Regions from separate parts of the Homo sapiens genome. Here region 2 is linked to region 1. Evidence: chromatin contacts called from ENCODE Hi-C or POLR2A ChIA-PET data. All regions are on one chromosome and are shown on one strand. Each heading gives the region's core, a stretch centred on a gene start or an enhancer-like site at or near the end of the contact. The rest is flanking DNA. Distances are from core to core; before and after follow the strand shown. Region 1 overlaps PEAK1 (pseudopodium enriched atypical kinase 1). Region 2 overlaps HMG20A (high mobility group 20A).

Region 1 (5,047 bases), core at 843-3,342:
CAAAAATGAGTGAAGAGTGGTAGAAAATGACATTGCTCACTCTGATTATGTGGCTATAAACATTCAAGCAGGATTTTTCTTAGAATCATTAACTATTTTCTTATTTCTCCTTCCTTCCCAATTTCCTTTTTCCCACCTTCTCTTATTTGAATTTTGCTCTGCCCTTATTTAGTCTCTTTCTTATTCCCTGTCTTCTCACATCTCAATCAGCTGTGACTCCCTAATTTAGCCTGCAGTCCAGCTTTCTTCACTTGGCAGTTGGCTCTGAGGTTGAGGGCAATGGAGAAGAGGAACAGAGCAAGGTGACTGATAGCAACATCTCACCAACTCACTCTCAACCAGCCACTTCAGTGGCCCCTCCAAATCAGAGTGGTTCCTGACTTGGAGAGCTGGATGAAAGATCATGCTTAATTTGCCTCGTAATATTACTTCCTCAACACTCTGAAACACAAAAAACACAACTTTGAGACAGCCTACTAGCTAAGTTTATGCCTGTTTGTTTCCTTCTGGCTTATTCTGCAGTGAGCACCTGGACTGATCATCTTAGAGCTGAGGAGGGGAAGGTGTGGGTGTGCCTATTTCTTACACTTCTTCATTCATGGTGGAATTCCACTATGGTGGACAGTGCTGCTGCTGCTGCTGCTGCTGTGTGGACTGTCTTTCAGACACTGCCATGTTTATGTTTAAAGCAGCCTCCAGATGCCATGAAGCTATACCATTTATGCATGCATACGTGCATGCATGCATTCATCCTGGCTCTGCCATTTACTAGCTATGTGACCTTGGGCAAGTTTCAGTTTCTTCATCAGTAAAGTAGGGCAAATAATAGTATGTCTATCATAGAGTTTTGTGAGAATTATGAGGTGTTTGTTTTGTTTTGTTTTTTTGAGATAGAGTCTCGCTCTGTTGCCTAGGCTGGAGTGCAGTGGCGCGATCTCGGCTCACTGCAACCTCCCCCTCCCAGGTTCAAGTGATTCTCCTGCCTCAGCTTTCTGAGTAGCTGGGACTACAGGCGCGCACCACCACGCCTGGCTAATTTTTGTATTTTTAGTATGGACAGAGTTTCACCATGTTGGCCAGGCTGGTCTCAAACTCCTGACTTCAGGTGATCTGCCCGCCTTGGCCTCCCAAAATGTAGTGTTGGGATTACAGGCTTGAGCCACCGCACCTGGCCGAATTATGAGTTTTTATGGGTAAAGGGCCTGGTACTTAGTAGTAAATGCTAACTAGAATTATTCTTGAGTGAAAACATTTATTTAGTATCCAATGTATTCCAAACAATTCAAGAGATATAGAGAGGAAAAACACTTAGACCTGCCTTCTGGGGACTTACATAATTACAAAACAATGTGGTATAATCGAGTTAGGCAAAACTTCATCACAGAGGTAAAATTTAAACTGCATCTTGAAGGATAAATAGGGTTTCAACAAATGGAACAGCATTAGAGGAAATACATTCCAAGCAGAAGAAAAAGCTTGTGAATAAAATAAAACTATAAAAGACTATGGAGTCTTGGCTGTTATTAGATAATACTTTAACTTCTTCTCTGATGTATACCTTCTTAAATAGGGGTCTAAAGTGGTTTCAGGGAACATTTTGGAACTTCTAATCTTATAACTAGTTATTACCAAGTTTATAATAATTATTATTAGTAGTAGTTAACTGATTCGTCAAAGAGTTTGAATTTAAAAATTAGTTGGAACTGAGCGGTGCTGCTTTGCAGGGGTGCATTTGTTGTTACATGATTCTTATCCTGAGATGACTACCATGTGACAGGAGCAGTGAACTGTTAGAAAAACTGTTGTGGTTAGAACAATTGGAACTGGATGGGCTTCTGGAGATTTCATTAAGTTTCCAAAATTAAGCAGATTTTACTTTGGTTTCTTCTTTAGATAGGAGAACCTCATGTTCTTGTGATAGCAAGGAATGATAATTTTTTTTTTCAGTCAGATCTCAAGAAAGTCCCTTTTACTCATGGAATTTCCATTTGTGTACCAAATTTAAGCTGTGTTTTATCTTCTGCAAAACTTCTTCCTGCAGCTTTGCTTTCACTTCCTCTCCCCACCCTTTTAGTCATATACTGAAGAGTTTGGCAGCTGGTTGAGGTGTCAGGTCAGCATTTTTCACTGTGGAAGAAGGAAAGGTTGGGAACAGTGACGTGGGTATGGTTGTCACATTTTCCTTTCCTTTTTTTTAAGTGACCCACATGTTCTTTAACAAAAGCCTAGTGAGAACCTTGACTTGTAAATTGTTCCCTAGCATCCTGGAGATGGACTAATATGTGGGATGACATATAGGCAATAGATCCTCACTGAGAGTGTCCTTAAAAGCCCACGTACAGCAGTGAGGATTCTTGACTCTGCCTCCATGGCAATGTGACAGATTTTATGGAGAGAGATGGTGGGCTTCGGGAGTCACAGAATTGGAGGAGCTTAGCAGTTCATTCTCCATCCTCCTTTATTATTAACAGATTCTCCTTGGGTGCCTTTAGGAAATGCTGTATATATGGTGTTTAATCTCCCACCTACACACTTTCCTTTTCTTCACTAATGGAAATTGAATCCAGCTTGAGGAGCTCCAGCTCTTTCTGCTGGCCAGTTTATTTCAAGATTGAAATCCATTGTGGATTTGTTTGTTGTTTTTTTGTATTTTTGTGGGGTTTTTTTTTGGTATCAAATCTGCCTGAAACTGTTGGACTAGAAGCAAACTAATTATTGTCATTGTATGGCAGTAGAGAGAATAAAAAACAGTAATAGGTTCTTAAAAAGCTGTCATGACTTGAAGTGAAATAGGCCACTCTTGAATAGCTTAATCTATAGCCTGAAGGGCTTTGGTCCTGAAAACTGTCAAATATGAAATAGGATTTTAGATCATGGAATCCTGGCTACCTCCTAGGGGCAGCTTCAGCCATTAAACTCTCCCATAGACTATTTCATCTAGAAGATTTGCTTTGAGATTATAAGGAATGTGGAGGTAAATGAGCTTTTCTTATCAAACATTCCATTTGGGTGCTCTGTATCAGACCTGTTCTGGCAAATAAATAGAAGACACCAGGATAGACTGTTTTATTTCCTTGTGTAAGTGCCTCAGGAGACACATTTCTTATTTCTCAAGCATAACTTTGGAGACTGGAGTTTCCCATTTGGGGAGCGTTGGTGTTGAGCAGGGAAAGCTGCTAGTTATTGATTGCCACTGAAGTCATTTCACAAAGGCTGTAAAACCCAAGGATTGCTCTTTGGACAGACCTGCATCTGGTACAGATTCCCCCTCTATGAGACTGTTGTAGGTTAAAATAGTTTTGACAGTGTCTTTAAGTGCACCTCTTTGTCTCCAAATATAATTAGTGTTTAAAATGAAGCCCTCGTGGTTAAGGTTTTGTGGCTTAGACAGCAGCTCCATCTGGTGCTTGCTAAAGGTGTTTGCCTGGTTCATGTCTCGGTTTTTTTGTTTTTTGTTTTTTATTATTATACTTTAAGTTTTAGGGTACATGTGCACAATGTGCAGGTTTGTTACATATGTATAAGTGTCTCGGTTTTAAACCAGATGAATACAGATGGACACAAACTTGTAAACGAATGTCATATGCAACATGGGTTCCTAGTGCACACAACACTGACATAAGCAAATGGTGTTCCTGGTGAGTCTCATTTGGCTATTCTGTTGATAAGTGATAGCTGTTAATCAGCTTAGCCATCTTTTGACTGAATTAACTTACTTTTACTCAAAGTGGGGAATTATTTTTACTATTATCTACTAGTCTTTGAAAAAGCAAATATATTGTACTACTTACAAAGAGAAAACTTAATCCCACTCTTATCAGAGTCTGTTTAACTTGGTTAACAAGATATTATGCCAAGATGCCTTATTCTTTTTTGTATTCAGTGCTGCATAGTGCTAAGTACACAGGGAATTTTTTAATTTAAATTCTTGGTGACTGACAGGAACTGCCCCCAAACTGTTAATAAAAGTTACTTCTGAATAATAAGTTTACATATGGTTTCTATTTTCTTTATGCTTTTCTGAGTTTCCACAGTGAGCATATACAACAAAAGAAAAAAACATCTACCAAAAAAGGTAAAAACAAAACATATTGTAGGTAGTTGTAGCCTTGAGTCCCAGTTCTGGGTCTTTCTTATTTACTGTGTGTCCTTAGGAAAGTCACTGTCTCTTCTAGGCTTCGATTCCTTTGTCCATAAAACACAGTTGAATTAGAAACCTGCACAGTTTTAACATTCTAAGTATTGTGATTCTTTCCTCTTTCCTGTTTTTTCAGCCTCTCACCCTGGCCTGTATCTTTCCCCAATATTACCATTCAACATTATCTAGGTTTTCCCATCTTAAAATAAGGAAATCCTTTCTGGACCCCCATCCTCCTAGCTCCTTCTTGCTTCTCCTTCCTGCCTACTCTTCTCCAAAAGTTATCTACCATTGCTCTATTATCTCACTCTTCAACTCACTGCAGTCTGGTTTCCATCCCCACCACTGAACCAAATAGTTCATGCTAAGGTCACAGATGAGCTCATGTTGCCAAGTCCAATGGGCATGTATGTAAGTCCTCATTTTCCGTTACCTCTCAGCAGCATTTGAAATAGTTATTGTCTTTCTCCTTCATGACATTTCCTCATCTGGCTTCTGTGTCATCACACCTTGGCTGTTAGTTTTCAGTTAGGGGAGAGGAAGTAGCCCCTTCTCCCTGGTTCACCCACCAAGGCCACCTCCTCAGCTCACTATTTTCTTTTCGGCCTAAATATCTCTATACTAGTAATTCCTAAGCAGAGGAGAACCACAGAATTCTCATCCATGTTTCAGACTCCTAAATTCATATACTGTCTTGTATGCAGGGTGACAAAATATGGACTCATAGTCTTCCCTTCAAAAGTTGCACCTCCTCCAATGTTGTCATCTCAGTAAATGGCTCCATAATCATTTGAATACATAAACCTAAAACCTCAATACTTTTTACTCTTCAAAATCCAGTCATTCCTGCATCTTTCTCTGCCTTCCCTGACACCACATCCTAATCCAGATCCTCATCAGATCTTAGTT
Region 2 (5,047 bases), core at 1,763-4,262, 270 kb before region 1:
TTGGTATACCTTCAAATATATCTAGAATTCTATACTTCTCACTACCCCTCATTCCCATTATCTTTGAAACACACTCCAATGAGGTTTTTACCCCCACTATTCCACCAAAAACACTCTTGTGAAAGTCACCAGATGATGGTTCTTCAGGCTATCATCTGTCTCCTGAATTATTTTAAGAGCCTCCCTAACTGGTCTCCTTGTTCCAGCCCCTGCTCCCTTCACTCTATTCTCAATACAACAGTCAGAGGGATCTTATAAAACCGTAAGTCAGATCATATAATTCTGTGTGAAACCCTCCAATGTTATCCCACTTCAGAGTAAAAGTTAAAGGGTTTATTTTGATCTCTAAATATTTTGATCCCTATGATCTAGTCTCTTCTTACCCAAAGTATGGGCCTCATACCAGCAGAACTGGCATTCTCTGGGAGCTTGTTAGAAATGTAGAATCTCTGGTCCTAAGATTTTCTAAATCAGAATCTGCATTTTCATCAGCTCTCTTGGCAATTCATATGTTTGAGAAGGACTGATGTAGTCCTCTACTGCCTCTCCTGCTGCTATGTGCTGCTCTAGTCACACTGTCCTCCTGGCTATTTCGATAAGATGGAAACTCTCCTGCCTCAGGGCTTTTGCACCTACTGCTCCCTCTGTCTAGGATAATCTTCCCCAGAAAACTGCATGCCAGTTGCCTTATTTCCTTCAGGTCTTTATTGAAGTCACTTTCTCATTAAACACTTTCTGGCCCATCCTGTCTAAAACTGCATCCCCAAACCCTTCCTATCCCTTTTCTCCACTTTTTTCTTTTTTTAAACTATAGTTCTTATCAACATAGTATATGTTTTGCTTATTTATCCTGTTTATTGTCTGACTCAACAAGTAGAATTTGAACTTTAAAAGGCCTATGATTTTTATCTATTTTGATCAATGCTTTCTATCTAATGCCTGGAACAATGACACATAGCAGATACTCAGAAAGTTTTTACTGAATGAATATAGTAACTAAGCAGCCTTTAGAAAAGTCTTGGAGAACACTTTCATCTGAGTAGTGAGGTCAAAGGCGGATATCAACGAGGTGAGACATAAATGTGAGGGAAGGAAACAGAATTACAAAGTATAGCCTATTTTTTAAACAGCTCTAAAGAATATTAAAATAATTCATCTTAGGGATTAGCTAGCACTTCAGTCTATTAGTGAACACACTTTCTCTTTGCCAAATAACTTCTAAACATCTAGAAAAGATAAAAATTCAAGTGGAACAGAGATTTTCAAGGGAAGAGGTGGACTACTGTTATTAACCCTTTTCTATATCTCTTTAAATATTTGTCAAAAGATCCCACAGAAAGGAGAAGGGGGTGGGATGGGGAAAGGAACAGAAGTCAGCTAAAGTTACTAAGCATCTTGAATAAAGAACCACATTAAAAAATCTGATCTTTGGGAAAAAACTATTTTAATATCTGTGGTAATTTGAACAGAAAAAATGCATTTGTTTTTTAGAGCTAGCTCTGTGGCAGGTATTTCCTTAATGGTGACTATATAATTTTCTTAACTGGAGTCACCAGTGTTTGCTAGATTCCACATATTGTTGTACCAGTTCACAAAAACCAGAGCACTGCAAAAGATAATTGAATGCAGATTACAAAGTGGTTTATGATGGCTGTCACTCTCTTTGCAAAGTGAAACAAGTGCACCGTCTATTCTTATGATATAAAACTGCCTCTTTAGGACCTCTTACTTTGCTAGAAGCTTTGTTTTGAGGCCTATGGAGAAGTCCAGTGTCCTAAAGCAGCTGCTTACCCAGTGGTAGCCAGATCATTACTCTCCTTGGAACCGTCTTCATCTGCAAAAAGGGGCGGTAGGGTGGAGCTAGTCATCAAGTTTTCCATCTCTCTGAAAGGAAAAGAGAATAAAAAAAAATTAATGGCTTAATTACTTCCATTTCAAGTTCCACTAATTTAAGAGCCAGCCTTCTTGAACTTTATCATATAAGCAACAGAATAAAAACTGACCTAAATATTTATTTTCTTGACTTGGACACATCAATTTAAACTGTATGGTAAATGGGCCTTTTAACCTTGGTCTTATCAACTGACCAGACTGAAAACAAGTTAGGTTTTAACAAATGGGATGTGGTTTGGAAAATTCCTTTTTATTTATCCAGAGTATCTTCAAAAGTATTCATTTCCTGTAGAAATTGTTAAGCAGGGTAACTCAGAAGCACTGCCACTCTGAGCAAGCTATTTAAGCTCTTTGAGCTACAATTTCACCATCTTAGACTAAGACAAAATTGCTGACTTAACCCAAAGGGTTATTGTGAGAGATTAAAATGAAAGTGCTCCATAAACAGAGAAAATCTAAGGTAGTAAGTGCATTGAGTATTATATAAAGAAAGATATTGTTATTACAGCATTACCAGTTCTCAGTCCCAGATGAATCATCTATAGATTAAATGATGGCAAACTGAGCCCTCCAAAAGGAAATAATGCAAAGGAAGTAGAGGATGGAAGGCATGCTGATGTGGCTCTCAGTCAAAGAAACCACACTTCCAGGTCAGAAATATGCTCCACACACCATCATAACCAAGAGCAGAAATAGCATGCACCTGGGTACAGGAAACAACTAAGCTTAATTGAAGAAAACAAACAAATCACAAGAACTGAGGTTATCAGACTGAAAGGATAAAAGGACAAAGTGACAAAGAGAATAATTTCATTTGGCATATCACTATGAAAAACGATTTTTGCCTTTCAAGGCTTACCACAAAGGGCATCACCCCATGTAGTTAAAAGCAGCAGTCTTCCCTTCATCATGAAAGGGATATTCAAACAAAACATTCAGCAGTGACCCCAAACATCAGCCACTTACACAGAACTGCAAAGCACTCAAGAAAGAGTGCCTCAATCAATTGGGAGAATTGAGAAGCAAATTATGAGAATTCACTTAGGAGCTTCCTCAGGAGTTATTTCAGGCGCTGCTGCTGCTAAGGAGACCTGGTGAAACAGCAATTAAAAGGAAAGCACAGCGGCAAAGCAGAGCCAGGATCACTCCACTGAGGTGGAAATATGAAGAAAATGCCGATGACACGAGGACCACATTCTCCATGTTCAATGGAGTGATTTATTTCCAAAAGATAACACTGATGTTTTATTCCTTATTCTTACTTATTCTCACTTCTAAGTTTATTATTTAGCAGGCCAAGTTCCATAAACAGCTTGATGGGAAAAACACATCTCTGTACAAATATTACCCATTACAGTAGGTAGAGCATGGAAGGTAGAGAGGAACTTCTCACTCAACCATCATAAGCACTTTATTCTACTGCAGGAATGCTTGCAACCTCTTTTCAGTTCCTTCAAGATAAGGTGTTTACAAGTGGAATAGCTCTAATAAATACCACAAAATTCCATTCCACATGTTTTACTGAATAACCCTGACTCAAGTGTACTTAAGTTTTAATTCACATTATACAATACAAAGGCGAGATTAAAGCCTGGGCTGCTAACATCACCTCACACCAATGTCAATGTTCATTTTACCAAAAGAAAACTGTAATATCTGTTAGATACCATACAGACTAACCATAGTGAGCAAACATTCAAATGGCCAGGTATATACCTTAGGGAACTCACTTGACTGGCTTTTTTTTTTTTTTTTTTTTTGACAGTCTCGCTCTGTTGCCCACGCCTCCCAGGTTCAGGTGATTCTTGTGCTTCAGCCTCCCAAGTTGCTGGGATTACAGGTACGTGCCACCACACCAGCTAATTTTTGTATTTTTAGTACAGACGGGGTATCACCATGTTGGCCAGGTTGGTCTTGAACTCCTAGCCTCAAGTGATCCGCCCACTTCGGCCTCCCAAAGTGTTAGGATTACAGGTGTGAGCCACTACGCCTGGGATTGACTGGCTTCTTTCTAAAAGTATCCCTAGAAGTCAATGGCCTTTCAAGAACCTTGAGATTCAGCATTTAAAGCTCCTGGCATTGCTCCCATGCCTCAAAAGAAGATATATTATCTGGTGAGGGACAAATGAAGTGTCTTTTCATCCACTATGCCAACATGACCCTGTTAGAGTGTTTTCCAGATATCTTTAGTCATTTCTGAAACGTGGGGAGGCAGCTGGATAACATAACCTTAACAACATATAAACAGATCATATAAACAAAGGAAGTTCAGAGAACACACATTTTTTCCTTTTTTATTTTCCCTCTCTTAAGTTTGTTGTATTCAAACCCATATGGTTTCAGATATATTTTCTCAGTGTTACTGAGTAGTCAGGTCCCTAAGAAATGAGTAATAAAGTGGGTGGAAGGTTAAGGGGCCAAGATCAACAAAAGAAGGAAATGAAGAAAAGTGCAGTGAAACCCAAAGGCCTCTAAACTAGTCCAGTAAGTCGGAAAATACAATGATTCCCAAGAATATGTCTGGGATCCTGGGAGAATGCATTTCATATGGTCCATGAGGGAGTGATTCAAAAGGAATCACGGCTACCAAGCCACTGATTGCCAAAAGCCCTTCACATGTAGCATCTGTGCCTGATGATGTCCCAGTACAGAGGTCACACTGAACTTTGAAATTTTATGCAAAGCACTTAAGAAATGTAATGAATGCTGCTCTAAATGAGTAAAGAAGAGAAATTTGTTCAAAGGCAAAGCAATATACAAGTTTGGCTCTTCACTGCACTTTATACAAACAGGTCTATCATGCAGATGTTACCTAGTAGAGGGGACTTATCCAGTGAAGGCTTCTACCAGGAAGCCTCACAAAAATGATATTACTTTGCCACTTAGAACACTTTGAACCAGGGTCTGGACCTGAGCTTTGGAAATCCCAAAATTCCCTCTAACACTAACCACTCACTGAAAAAAACCTGACATATAAAAGAGTGCCAATTTAAAATATTTTAATGATGATTATAAAGATTGTAATGAGAATTATATTAAGCGTACTAGATATTTAATGACTAGTGAACACATTTTCTCTCTGTAGTCATCTAGTAGGCCAGATCATAATCAGAACATTGCTATGGTCAATATATGGCCAGAACAAAGGAAATTA

What was found. Hi-C counts contacts between places; a loop is a spot of excess contacts on that map. ChIA-PET counts read pairs that join two places held with the same protein, here RNA polymerase II (POLR2A). Pooled maps may share reads with other maps.
Region 2: a loop to region 1 is called in a map of endothelial cell of umbilical vein, with 9 times the contacts of the local background. The contact joins two enhancer-like sites. A Hi-C loop is called at or near these places in 1 of 168 maps with a recorded cell type or tissue (endothelial cell of umbilical vein), 3 of 37 single-sample maps with no recorded cell type and 8 of 50 pooled maps. POLR2A ChIA-PET finds 5 or more read pairs at or near these places in 2 of 52 experiments (WTC11 and activated CD8-positive, alpha-beta T cell).

Annotation. Positions count from the first base shown.
Region 1 is chr15:77,185,041-77,190,087 of GRCh38, reverse strand. All of the region lies in intron 6 of PEAK1 (pseudopodium enriched atypical kinase 1), which reads left to right. Among named protein-coding and RNA genes, the nearest start is that of LINC00597, 38 kb to the left of the region's middle. RefSeq lists an enhancer at 2,124-2,343. Within about 2 kb of position 2,092, at least 10 of the 41 ENCODE cell types and tissues checked have a DNase peak (open chromatin) inside an H3K27ac peak, as active enhancers do; they include endothelial cell of umbilical vein, where a contact is called at or near this core.
Region 2 is chr15:77,455,241-77,460,287 of GRCh38, reverse strand. It overlaps HMG20A (high mobility group 20A), which reads right to left. Exons shown (of 10, transcript NM_001304504.2): 2 at 1,792-1,884. The coding sequence starts at 1,880. Among named protein-coding and RNA genes, the nearest start is that of HMG20A, 37 kb to the right of the region's middle. Within about 2 kb of position 3,012, at least 2 of the 41 ENCODE cell types and tissues checked have a DNase peak (open chromatin) inside an H3K27ac peak, as active enhancers do; they include endothelial cell of umbilical vein, where a contact is called at or near this core.